Linked DNA regions of Homo sapiens: region 1 is linked to region 2. Evidence: read pairs that join two places in POLR2A ChIA-PET (ENCODE). Cell type or tissue: OCI-LY7. All regions are shown on one strand. Each heading gives the region's core, and the rest is flanking DNA. Links, peaks and the distances in the headings are about the cores only. Region 1 has its middle 7.4 kb from the start of LINC02914. Region 2 overlaps EVL (Enah/Vasp-like).

Evidence for each region. ChIA-PET counts read pairs that join two places held together with the same protein. Peaks named below come from ENCODE experiments on the same cell type or tissue, not always from the same donor. Only the 100,000 strongest peaks of a DNase experiment are listed, where the experiment ranks them.
Region 1: POLR2A ChIA-PET joins it to region 2 with 5 read pairs; 1 of 35 experiments calls an interaction of 5 or more read pairs at or near these places.

The regions. Positions count from the first base shown.
Region 1 is chr14:98,701,573-98,706,946 of GRCh38, reverse strand. No RefSeq gene overlaps it. Among named protein-coding and RNA genes, the nearest start is that of LINC02914, 7.4 kb to the left of the region's middle. In OCI-LY7, for the core only: no CTCF peak of the experiment used is centred there; a DNase peak (open chromatin) is centred at 2,306.
Region 2 is chr14:100,116,031-100,121,404 of GRCh38, reverse strand. All of the region lies in intron 3 of EVL (Enah/Vasp-like), which reads right to left. Among named protein-coding and RNA genes, the nearest start is that of MIR342, 9.1 kb to the right of the region's middle. In OCI-LY7, for the core only: no CTCF peak of the experiment used is centred there; DNase peaks (open chromatin) are centred at 3,224 and 3,554; H3K27ac peaks cover 695 bases.

The DNA of each region.
Region 1 (5,374 bases), core at 251-5,250, 1.4 Mb after region 2:
TGTGTTCATAGAATCATTATTCACAGTAGCCCAAATGTAGAAACAACCTAAATATTTGTCTATAGAAGAAAGAATAAACAGAATGTGGTGTATTAATTCAATGGAATATTATTCAGCCTTTAAAAAGTAAGGGAATTCTGACACACATTACAACATGAATGAAACTTCAGGACATCAAGCCAAGTGAAATAAGCCAGGTACAAGAGGGCAAACACTGTATGATTCTACTTATATGCAGTACCTAGTGTAGTCAAATTAATAGAACCAGAAAGTAGAATAGTGGTCCCCAGGGCCTGGGGAAGGGGGACAGTGGGACTTAGTATTTCATGGGCATGGAGTTTCAGTTTGGGATGGTAAAAAAGTTCTGGAGATGGGTAACAGTGATGGTTGTACAACATTGTGAATATACTTAATGCCACTGAACTGTACATTTAAATATAACTAAAATGGTAAATTTCTACTATGCATATTTTATCACAATAACAAAGTTATTAAAATTATATTTCCCAATATCTGCAGGCAAAAATAATTGGATGGGACTTTGAGGAGGAATGGGACAAGTTGTTAGGCACTCATTGGCCTCTTACCATTTTTTTTCCTCTGCCCTGTGTGCATTCTCTGGGAACAGTGGGGTGTGGGGATGTGGCTAAGGATGCCCTGTTTTCTCGTGCACACAGCAGGACACCCACAGGCCGGCACTTGGCTCGACAGTCCTGGATCCCACCCTGACATGAAGGACGTATGGAGGGTTGACTCAGATTTGCCTTCCCTTTGTGAGAAATCCTTCATCATGCCCCAATTTCATGATGTGATTTTACTGGAATGTAGCAGGAACAGCAGTGCATTATAGAATTAATTACATTCAGCTTTAAGGCCTGTGACTAATTGATATGCAGCTCTAAGCGTGATGCCTGGAGAGCCAGTATCGCAGCACTGTGTGTGCAGGGCCAGGGTGGAAGAACCACACCCCCTACCCCGGCCATTTCTGCTTATTCTCTTCTTCCCTCCAGGACTCTTTCCCACCATCCACTCCTCCTCACCTTCACATTCCTGCTGCCCTCCCCATTTCACAGGTGAGGGATTAGCCCAGGGAAGGTGGTGAACAGCCCCAGATGACACACCTTGTAACAGACAGAGCTGAGATGCAGACACAGAGCTATCAGGCTTTGAATTTCCTTTCTTTCTGGATCTGCTCCCCTCATTCAAAGAAAACATCTCCTAGACTCTGTCTTAGGAGTCTGCTCCTTTTCCTGAAAAGGACTGCTCAGGAGAGTATTAGACGATGAGGGATTAAAAGACTGTGTAACTCCAGGGATTTGCACTTTTTTTCCAGTGGGAATTTGCACGTCTGCTCAAAAGCTTCCTGACTGATATAAGTTGCAGGCAGCAGGCTTTCCCTATGCTCCCCTAATCAACCCATTTTCCTAATTCCTGGCCAGTCCTCTCCGACAGGTTCCAGAATCTACCAAAAGTCAAGGAGCTCTTTTCTGCAATTTTTGGTGCTCCTCAAATAACAAAGCTTTTCTTCCTTTTCTCCTCCCCTTTTCCATTGACCAGCTGCACCTTATTTGTCATCTGAAATTCTCTAACCTTCTTCATAAATCATGAAATATGCATTTATGGAAGAAAAAAATATCTTCAAAGCATTGTGCTATTCACTGGGAATCCCGAGATTAAAAAAAGGACAAAGTCTTGATTCTCCAGCAATTCATAACTCAGTGTGATATATAAACAGATAGTGATAATTAATATTTATTGGAGGTTTACTATTACACACATTGCCATTTAGTCCTTCACACACTGTAACCTCAATTAATCCTCAAAACAAACAACTCTACGAGGAAGGTATTATTATCAGCCCAATTTCAGGGATGTGAGAGTTGCAGGCGAGCGAGCGAGTATGAGGTAGGGGAAGGCTCATTCCCTGATCTGGGGATGGCCAAAGCCACACACTTAGCGTGGGCAATAAGGCCACTTGCATTAGGGTGTGATGCTTGCCATACTTAATGGACCCCACGACGGAGGATGGTATCAACTCTACCAGTGATGTTTTAGGGCAGCCTGCCCAGAAGGGGGTGCAAAGTAAACTGAGTCTTGAATAATGAGTCAGAGTTCACCAGGGAGAGCTGGAAGAAGGAGGGAGAGGGGACAGAGGAGGCAAAGACCTATAATCACTGTGCTGCTTGGCATGTTTATGCAACTACACGTGGTTTAGCATTGCAAAAGCTTATAGCAAGTTGGGGGCAAGTGGGGAGCAGGAAGGAAGGGGGAGGAGTTGAGAGTGAGAAGCCAGTGGGGCCAAGTCAGGGGAGGTCCTGCAGGGACTGGGACATCTTCCTGTTGGAGACAGGAAACGCAGACACGTTTTCAGCAGGGGTTGGTGTGATGTGTTTGTGGCTGTTTCACCTTGCCAGGAGCAGAGTAGGTGTTCAATTCATGTCTGTGAAACAAACCTATTTGCTCTGGAATCATCTCTGAGTTTTCAGTTTAGATTGTTCATTAACACAAAGAACTAAACTGCAGTAAAAGCCAACAATGTGTCTATTACATGCCCATGTCTGTTTTAGACCATTCACAGAATAATTATCAGGATGGCTAACAATGGATGATTTATTATAAATATCAGCTTTGCTGCTTGTTAATTCAGAACCAAAATATTTGCCCATTTCCATCCCAAAGGGAAAAATCTAGTTAGTTTGTTCCCCATATTATAACTATGAAATTAAATTAAATGAACTGAATGGATTGCATGGGGGTAAATAAACTATTTAATATAATTCACACGATGAAGAATAATACTGAATACATCTATAGTTGGCTAAATAAACCAATTAACTATTTTCTCTTTAGACAGCACAAGCCAATAGTGCAGCCACGACAAAAGGAAAAAAAAAAAAACAGAATAAGAGAAAAAGAACTTGTCTTAATCAAGTGGAATCCAAATCTCTGCAGCCACCATCCCTGGGCTTCAACTCCCTTGCCCTCTTGGGTAACTCACACATTGGCTTCAGGTATGTCTCTTTCTTGTCTTCCAGGGTTTTTTGGTTTATTTTTTTAAATCACAGATTGACAGAAATAAGCTCATGAGGTTGAATATGATGTGGTCTCATTCCTCCAGGAGACACCTGGAAATGACAAATCGTGGGCAAAGGGAGCACAGGTTTACCTGTAACTATATCAGCACATGGTGGGTAAGAATTTAGGGTTTGGGGTCAAGTAGATCTCAGCTTGAATTCTTTCTCTGATGATCATGGCTGGGTGGTCTTAGGCAGGTTACACAGCCTCCTTCAGCCTCAGTCTCTGTAGTTCTAAAATGGGAACAGCGACTCCTTCCTGTGATGATGGTGAGGAGTAAATGAGATGGAATTTAAAGGCTTAGCCAGTGGCAGGCACCCAAGCGCTGCATGGTTGGTGCTTCCTGCCTGCTAGAGGCATTAATCTGCCTCTGTTCTTAGGGTCAGAACTAAATTCTTTCATCCACTATTTCCTGAGTACCTACTGTATGCTTGGTTTTTGCCTCGAGGTAGGGGGGTGGTGATAGGTAGATAAACGGGATCCCCAGGATCCTATAGTCTAGTGGGTAAGTCAAATTCTGCCCCCATAGGTAACAGAATTGGAATTTGATAAGAATGGGTGGAATGAGGTTTTAGAGTTGAGTGGGCTTCAAATTAACGTCCTGGCTTCTGGAAGTCACTGACAGCAAGGGTCTCAAAAAGCTGTAGACATTTTCTGACTGTAGTTTCAAGCTCAATAAGCCAAGTTTCTGCTTTTATCTGAGGTCGATTCTTGGTACAAATGAAGCTGATTGAGAGTAAGCTAGGGTTTTATGAGCACTACTTCCGGTTGGACGGGGTGAGTATCAACAGAGAAGAGCGGGAGGGAAAGGAGTGCTGTTGCTAGGAGAGGCGTTCTGCACCAGTGTTGGGGTCCTGGGCTCATGCAGGCTTGGCTTGGCACTACACAGCTTTCCCCTCTCTGGGTCTCAGTTTCTACATCTGTGAAGTGGGGGTGGGGGAAGTTTTCCTCCAGTTGTAAGACTGTGGAGCTATGAGTGCAGTTTGTTGTTGAGGGAGAAAATTAATTAATTATTTATTTATTGGACACTTTTTCAACACTGACAGTACCATGAACTGAAGTTGGTGCTGGGGTAGACAGAGATTGAGCCCAAAGGGTCCACAGTCCAATGGGTGATAGAGAAACCCAACTGATATTTTATGCAAGACTTGGTGAGTGCAAAAGTGAAGTGCAGAGCCAGGGAAGCTGTAGCCATGGGGAAATGGGACTGCCCCCAACCCCTGGAATGGGGATGGGGTTTGAGGAATCTGCAGTCTCTGAAGGAGCTGAAACCTGATATGAGTCATCAAGGACATGAATGAATTAAGGAGGTAAAGGTGCGAGTCTGCCTGGTGTACAGTCTGAGCTGAGGGATGAAAGCTGTTCGGTGTTGCTGAAGTTGAAAGAGACAAGGACACAGAGAAAGGCATGGTCAAAGTGGGGAAGGACTTTCTAAATTTTGCTAAGGAATGGGACTGGTGCAGGGTGACCCTAGCAGAGCTCTAAGCAGGGAGAAAGGGCCATAGAATCAGATGTGCATTGAAAATACATATCTCAGGAAGAGTGAGTTTGAGAGGACTTTATTGGAGAATAAAAGAACTGCTAGGATTGATTCTACATCTTTGCTATTGTGAATAGTGGTGCAATAACCATACAAGGGCAGGTATCTCATAGAATCGACCTAAGTATCCATAAATGGATGACTGGATAAAGAAAATGTGGTATATATATATGTGTGTGGGGGGGGTGTGTGTGTGTGTGTATGCGTGTATTCAATAGAATACTATACAGCTATTAAAAAGAAAGAAATCATATCAGCAACATGGGTGGAACTGGAGGCCACTATCCTAAGTGACACAACTTAGAAACAGAAAGTCAAATACTGCAGGTTCTCACTTAAAAGTGGGAGCTAAATAATGTGTACACATGGAGTGTAGAAGGATAGACATTGGAGACTCAGAAGGTGGCATGGGGGAGGAGGATAGGGGATGAGATATTACTTAATGGGCACAATGTACATTACTGTACATTAGGGTAATGAACACCCTAAAAATTTGGACTTCACCACCATGCAATATATCCATGTAACAAAACTGCACCTGCACCCCTTAAATTTATTTTTTTAAAAGAGCCGCTGGGAGGTGATAAGAGAGTGAACAGTAGTTGGAGTGGAGTGGGAAAGGACTAGAGTTAAGAAAAGTGTAGAGATAAAATCTTTAGGATGCTAGGAATGCAGGAGACAGAAGAAAGGCCCGACTTTCTATCCTGAGCCATGATGGATGGGTATCCTCTGCAGAGTCACAAACCACAGGGGACAGAG
Region 2 (5,374 bases), core at 253-5,252:
GGCGCAGGGGTCTGTCCAATGTCACCCAGGGTAACTGTGACAGACCTGAGGTTCCCATCGCCCCCTTACTCCTGGCCTCCTCCGTCCCCCGGCACAGCTTCCCCGTGGCAGTCGGGGGGAGGGACAGGGAAGGTCATTGCTGCAGACTGCTGGTGGCCCTTGGGAAGCTCCAAGCAGCAGCCCCTTGGCAGGTGCTTGTTCAGTGGGAGGAGTAGCTAAGGAAGGCTCCTGGCTGCTAGTAATCAGACTCCCTCGTGTCTAGTGGTGAGGCACTACACATGACTTCCCTGCGTGATGCAGGCAGAAGCCAAGGCGGAGGATGTGGCACCTGTCCCGTGCTGCAGATGAGCACCTTGGAGCCACCTCTCGTCGCCCGAGCTGAGCTTGGATTCCACAGGAGTCAGGGCGATGGGGATGGTGGGAGTCCCAGCTCTTCCCTCTCTGCCTCCCACGGCTCGTTAGGTAACGGAGTCTTGTTGGTGCTGTGTCGGCTGCCCCACAAAACACCCTGCTTCTCTGCTGCCACCTGGCAGCCTTGGCGTCTCTCTCTTGGACCCTCACCTCCACTCTCTCTCATTCTGACAGTGTGGCCTAAGTGATGTCTGGGAAACACAGACATGACCTGCACAGGGTTGGGTCCAGGCTCCATTGAATAAGATTCAAGGTTTCAGCCTAGGCCCCAGGCCACCTTGTGGCTGCGCCTCCCCGACAGTCCTCCATAGCTGACCTCCTGCACCTGGACACTGGGCCCGGCCCCACCATGCTTCCTGTCTCTCTGTGTTTTGTGCGCTACTCAACCCATGTGGGTCACCTTTTCCTGCCGTCTCCACCAAGCAAGGCTTCCAGGCCCAGCTCAGTGGTCACCTCTTCCATGAAGCCCTCCCCAGGTCCTCATGCTCCTTCTCACCAACCGGTGCCCATGCGCCTCTCTTAAAAACTGACAGCTTTCTCACCCATATTCCAGTAATTTGGGAGCTGCCTTCTTTTCTGTACTAGACCCTGGGCTTCTTGCAGGCAGAGAGCACGTCTCACTCCGCACTCCACGCTCATAGCCTGGCTCGCATCAGACACTTAGTTCATATTCCACTGAACTAAGTCAGGAAGGGGAGAGGGGGCTCAAGCTCACTCACCCTTGGGGAAAAGTTCAGGTGAAGGAGTCATGCTGAACTGACTTGAGTGAAAAGAAAAACCTAGGAGGTGAGCCACGGAGATATAGGGATTAGAAGGGGTCCCCCAAGTTCATGCTTGTCCAGAGAGGATGCAGCAGTGTAACGATGCCCTGCCAGCACCAGGTACCCTCTGCTGACCAGAGGCCTTAGGGACAAACTAAAGTCACAGAGCTGCTGACCCAGCCTTTTTCTCAGGGCTGTGAGTTTCAGATGCCTTTCTGCTAGAGGACCCTGTGGCTCTGCACACAGTGGCAGAGCGCAGAGTCACCTTCTGTGGCCATGAGGTGCCCTCCTTTGTACAGTGAATGTATGGCAACGATGGTCTGCGGATCACATCTTAATTGTCTTGTTCCCATGAGGTACTAACCTGGGCAGGCAGTGGGCACGAGAGGACCTGGCCTAAGTTCTGCCTCACATCTGCCTAGTCATGCACCCCTAGGCAAGCTGCTGTGCCCTCATCTGTAAAATGGGAGTCCTAATACACTAACGCTAACAGTGGTACCTCACCAAGCTGCGGTGAGGAATAAACAAACTCTAGGAGTAAAAACCACATGGTAATCCATAAAGTGCTGGAAATATTTGTTCGCATTACTGTTGAAAGCACACTGTTGATCTTTCTGCTGAGTTGGACGGGAACCTGCCTATGTGCTGGCTTAAGTGGCCCTCTGCCCCCCAAGCCTTGCTGGTGTGGTCCCCTCGGTGGAGCGCTTTCTTCTCCACAGGCTGCGTGCACTCACTGCCCAGCTGGTTCCACCACGGCCCCCTGAAGTATACGGGATGAGTGGTGGTGGTTCTCAGGGGTGAGGGGACTTGCCCAGAGCCACAGGGTTTGTGACGCTGGCCCCAGTGTCCCAAGCTTGTTGAGTCTGGGAGCTGATTTTGCCGAGGCAGGGGCCTGGCCCATTCACCTGGGACTCCAACTAAGAAAACTCTCACCCTCTTCTCATTCATCTCAGACAAATTTTGTCAAGTCAAAATAAAGAGGATGAGATAGGAAACAAGCATGAGAAGAAATTCAAAAATTAAAAAAGGAAAAATAAAAGAACCCATCATGCCACAGACAAATGAAAAAGAGAAAGGGAAATTTCAGGTCCAACATCAAACAAGAGCAGGGTGGCTGGGCATTCATGGTGTCATGTGGGTCCAGCCCTTGGTGGCAGGGCTCACCACTGGTAGCAGGACGGGCCATAGGTTCCCTGGCTGACCTCTTCTCTGAACACAAAGAGCTGCAGGAGGACAGAGGCTGAGACCCAGCCAAGGCTCAAGTCCAGGCTGGCCTGCTCCAGGGCCCGCTGGACTGTGATGATTCTTGGGAAGGAGCTGACTTCTTGCTGTCTTGGAGGCCCACTTTCCAGCTTCGAGTCTAAGTTCCATCAAACACCCACTCCTCCCAAACACAGTGGTGAGTCAGAGGAGCCCTTTTACTCTTAGGAGCCATGAGCTGGGGAGAAACACACAAGAGGGGAGGGAAGGCTGGGCCAGACTCAGCCATGAGCCCTCCTGAAAGGGAGGGGTGGTGAGGTGGGGTGAGGGGGCCAGCCACAGGGGACAGGAGCTGACAGACTCAGGGCAGAGTCTATATGACTGATGGGGAGTGGGGCCAGGAGGTCCGAGTCCCTTCTCACTGGGGAGAGTGAGCACTGCAAGAGGCGGGCTCCCGTCTGGCAGCATCTCTACCTGGGACACACTACAGGCGTTTGGCGGTCACTCCCCTTTGCTGCTATTCTGCAAGCAGGGACATGAAGAATTGCCATGTGCCCTTCACAGGCTGCTCCAAGGAGGAGATGAGCTTATACATGGTCCTTGTATTGTACCTTTTCAAAAGGCTTTTATAGCATCTCTCTCTGACATAAGGATTTGACAAAGGATTCCAAAGCAAGGTACTGCCATCTTCAAGAAAGCTGTCCTAGTGTAGTGGAAAGGGGTAGGGAGAGCACAGAAGAGGGAAAATCTGGGCACGCATTATGGGCTTCACGGAGAATGAGCCAGATGCAGGTGACACTCCTCCCCTCCCACTTCCTCATAGCCTGCTGAGACTCGGGCGGTCAGGCGTGGCCCAGGTGTAGGAGAGCACCTGCTCATGGGACTCTGAATGTGAGTCCGAGTTCACCAGGATCCATGACATATGCTTGCACATACCAGGAAGGGCAGGAGGAAGAGCGTGGCCAACAGAACAGCCTGACTTTAACTCCATGGACATAACTGTTTTGCTCACCTCTGTATTCCCAGTACTTACCATAGTTTTTGACCTATAGTCAATGCAATACATATTTGTTAAGTACGTGGATGACTGGCCCCAGGCAAACTGAGCATCTCCAGCCACTGGGCGAGCCTAGAGCGAGTGACACAGTCTTAGAGAAAATAGCAGAAGTCTAATGGCTTATAAGCTCCCAGAGCAGGAAACAGTGGCTGAGCTGAGGACTGGGCCTCACGAGCTATCAGTGAGTGACACACCATAGGCCACCAGTGGCAGTGGCACTTAGAAAATACAATGAGTTGGGGTAAGGAGAGAACTCAAGTTTATTGAGTGTGTATTACACTACGTACTAGATCCTGTGCCAGAGACTCAGACACCACCTCGTTTAGCCTCCCTCGTCCTAGGAATCCTGCTGTGAGCTCCACTCTACCCGTAAGAAAGCTGGAGAGTTGGAAAACTGAAGTAGCATCTTTGTGGCCTCTGAACAGTCAACAGTTAAGCCAGGCTTCAACCCCAAAAGAGAGGACTCTAAAGCCCTCCACAGAGTCACCAAGACTGCAGGGGGATAGGACACATGGAGGAAGAAGGGTCAAGCGGGGCACAGAGACAGGGAGAGCAAGAAGGGGAGCCCAGCCCTGGTGCGAGTGTGAGAAGCTGCGGCTCGGAGCCCCCTGGCGGAGCCCCTTCTTGGGCAGGAGTGTGGCACATTGCCAGCACCCAATGGCCTTGCTGCCTCAATGCCCATCCACGTGGCACCGGGAGAGGTATCCCAGGAGCTGGACAGGTTCTCAGGGCTGTACAGAGAGCCTTAGGAGCCACCCGGTCTGACCTCAAGTGCGAGGCCCTAGCTGGGGTGGGTGGTTCTCACTGGCAAAGTCTTCTTCCCAAAGGGTGAAATCTGTCTTGCCAGGACTGCCCCCAGTGGTCTGTCAGGACCACAAAGACCGTCTCTCTGTGCTGGCCTGGCAGCCCTGGTGCACTCCCCTCCAGGCCTCCCTTGGTCCCCGTCCTGTCTTCCAGTCCCTTTCCGCCTTGGCTGTGCTCTCCTGGACGGTTCTGGATTGTACGAATCCCCTTCAGAGTGAACTGTGCTGGAGCTCTGCCAGTAAGTTAGGTGTGTGGGAGTCTCTCTCCTCTCTGGACTTCCATTTTCTATAAAGTGAGAAGCGTGGAACCAAGGATCATCAGCTCCAAATTTCTACAACTCTAAAGGACAAAGGAGGAAATATACTAAAATGTTCACAGTGGCTATCTCGGGATTGTGGGCTTATATTCCTCTCTCTGAATTTCCAAATCATGCACTACCTCTAAACAAATAAATGTCTAAGAGACCCTACGGAGGAGAATCCCTGCTCTGCGATCCATCCTCCGCGAGGTATGGTGGGCGCGGGGTAGGCAGGGAGCGGTGTGGCTCCTGTCTGAGGTAATGCATTAATTTATACAGCCAAAGGCAGGCAGACAAGGCGAGGAACTACTGACCCCTCCTCCTGAAGAAGGCCTTCCTCTTGGCCACCCCTGAACATTTATGAGGCTCTGGGAGACCAGCCCCCAGCTCCTCTGGGATGGAAGGGATGGGCTCAGTTTCCAGTTAGTCTCTATGGGAAGTCTCCCTGGGGCTCCTGAAAAGATAGAACCGGAGATGTCAGGGGTGCCAGAGACAAAGGATCCAGCACTTGCTCAGTGATGCTTGATGGAATTTCTGGCCAACAAACGACAGCCACCTGGTCTGAGCTGGGCAGAGTCCCAAGTTCTTCTAAGGCCTCCTCCCTGCTCTGCCATCTTTCTGGCTGGCTCCTTTCCCTCTTTCCAGAGGGTCCCCTCATTTTACAGTGAGACTGGGCCATCCCCGGCACACCTTTCCCTCTTGTTACAAGGCCCTGCTTTCCTCACAGGTGCCATTCCTATCACCAAGCGAGCAAGTGTCTAAGCGAGAATGGAGTCTGTGAACTGGGCTAAGCTTGGTCTGGCCACTATCTTTACCGTCACCTGGCCAAGGCCATACAAGAAT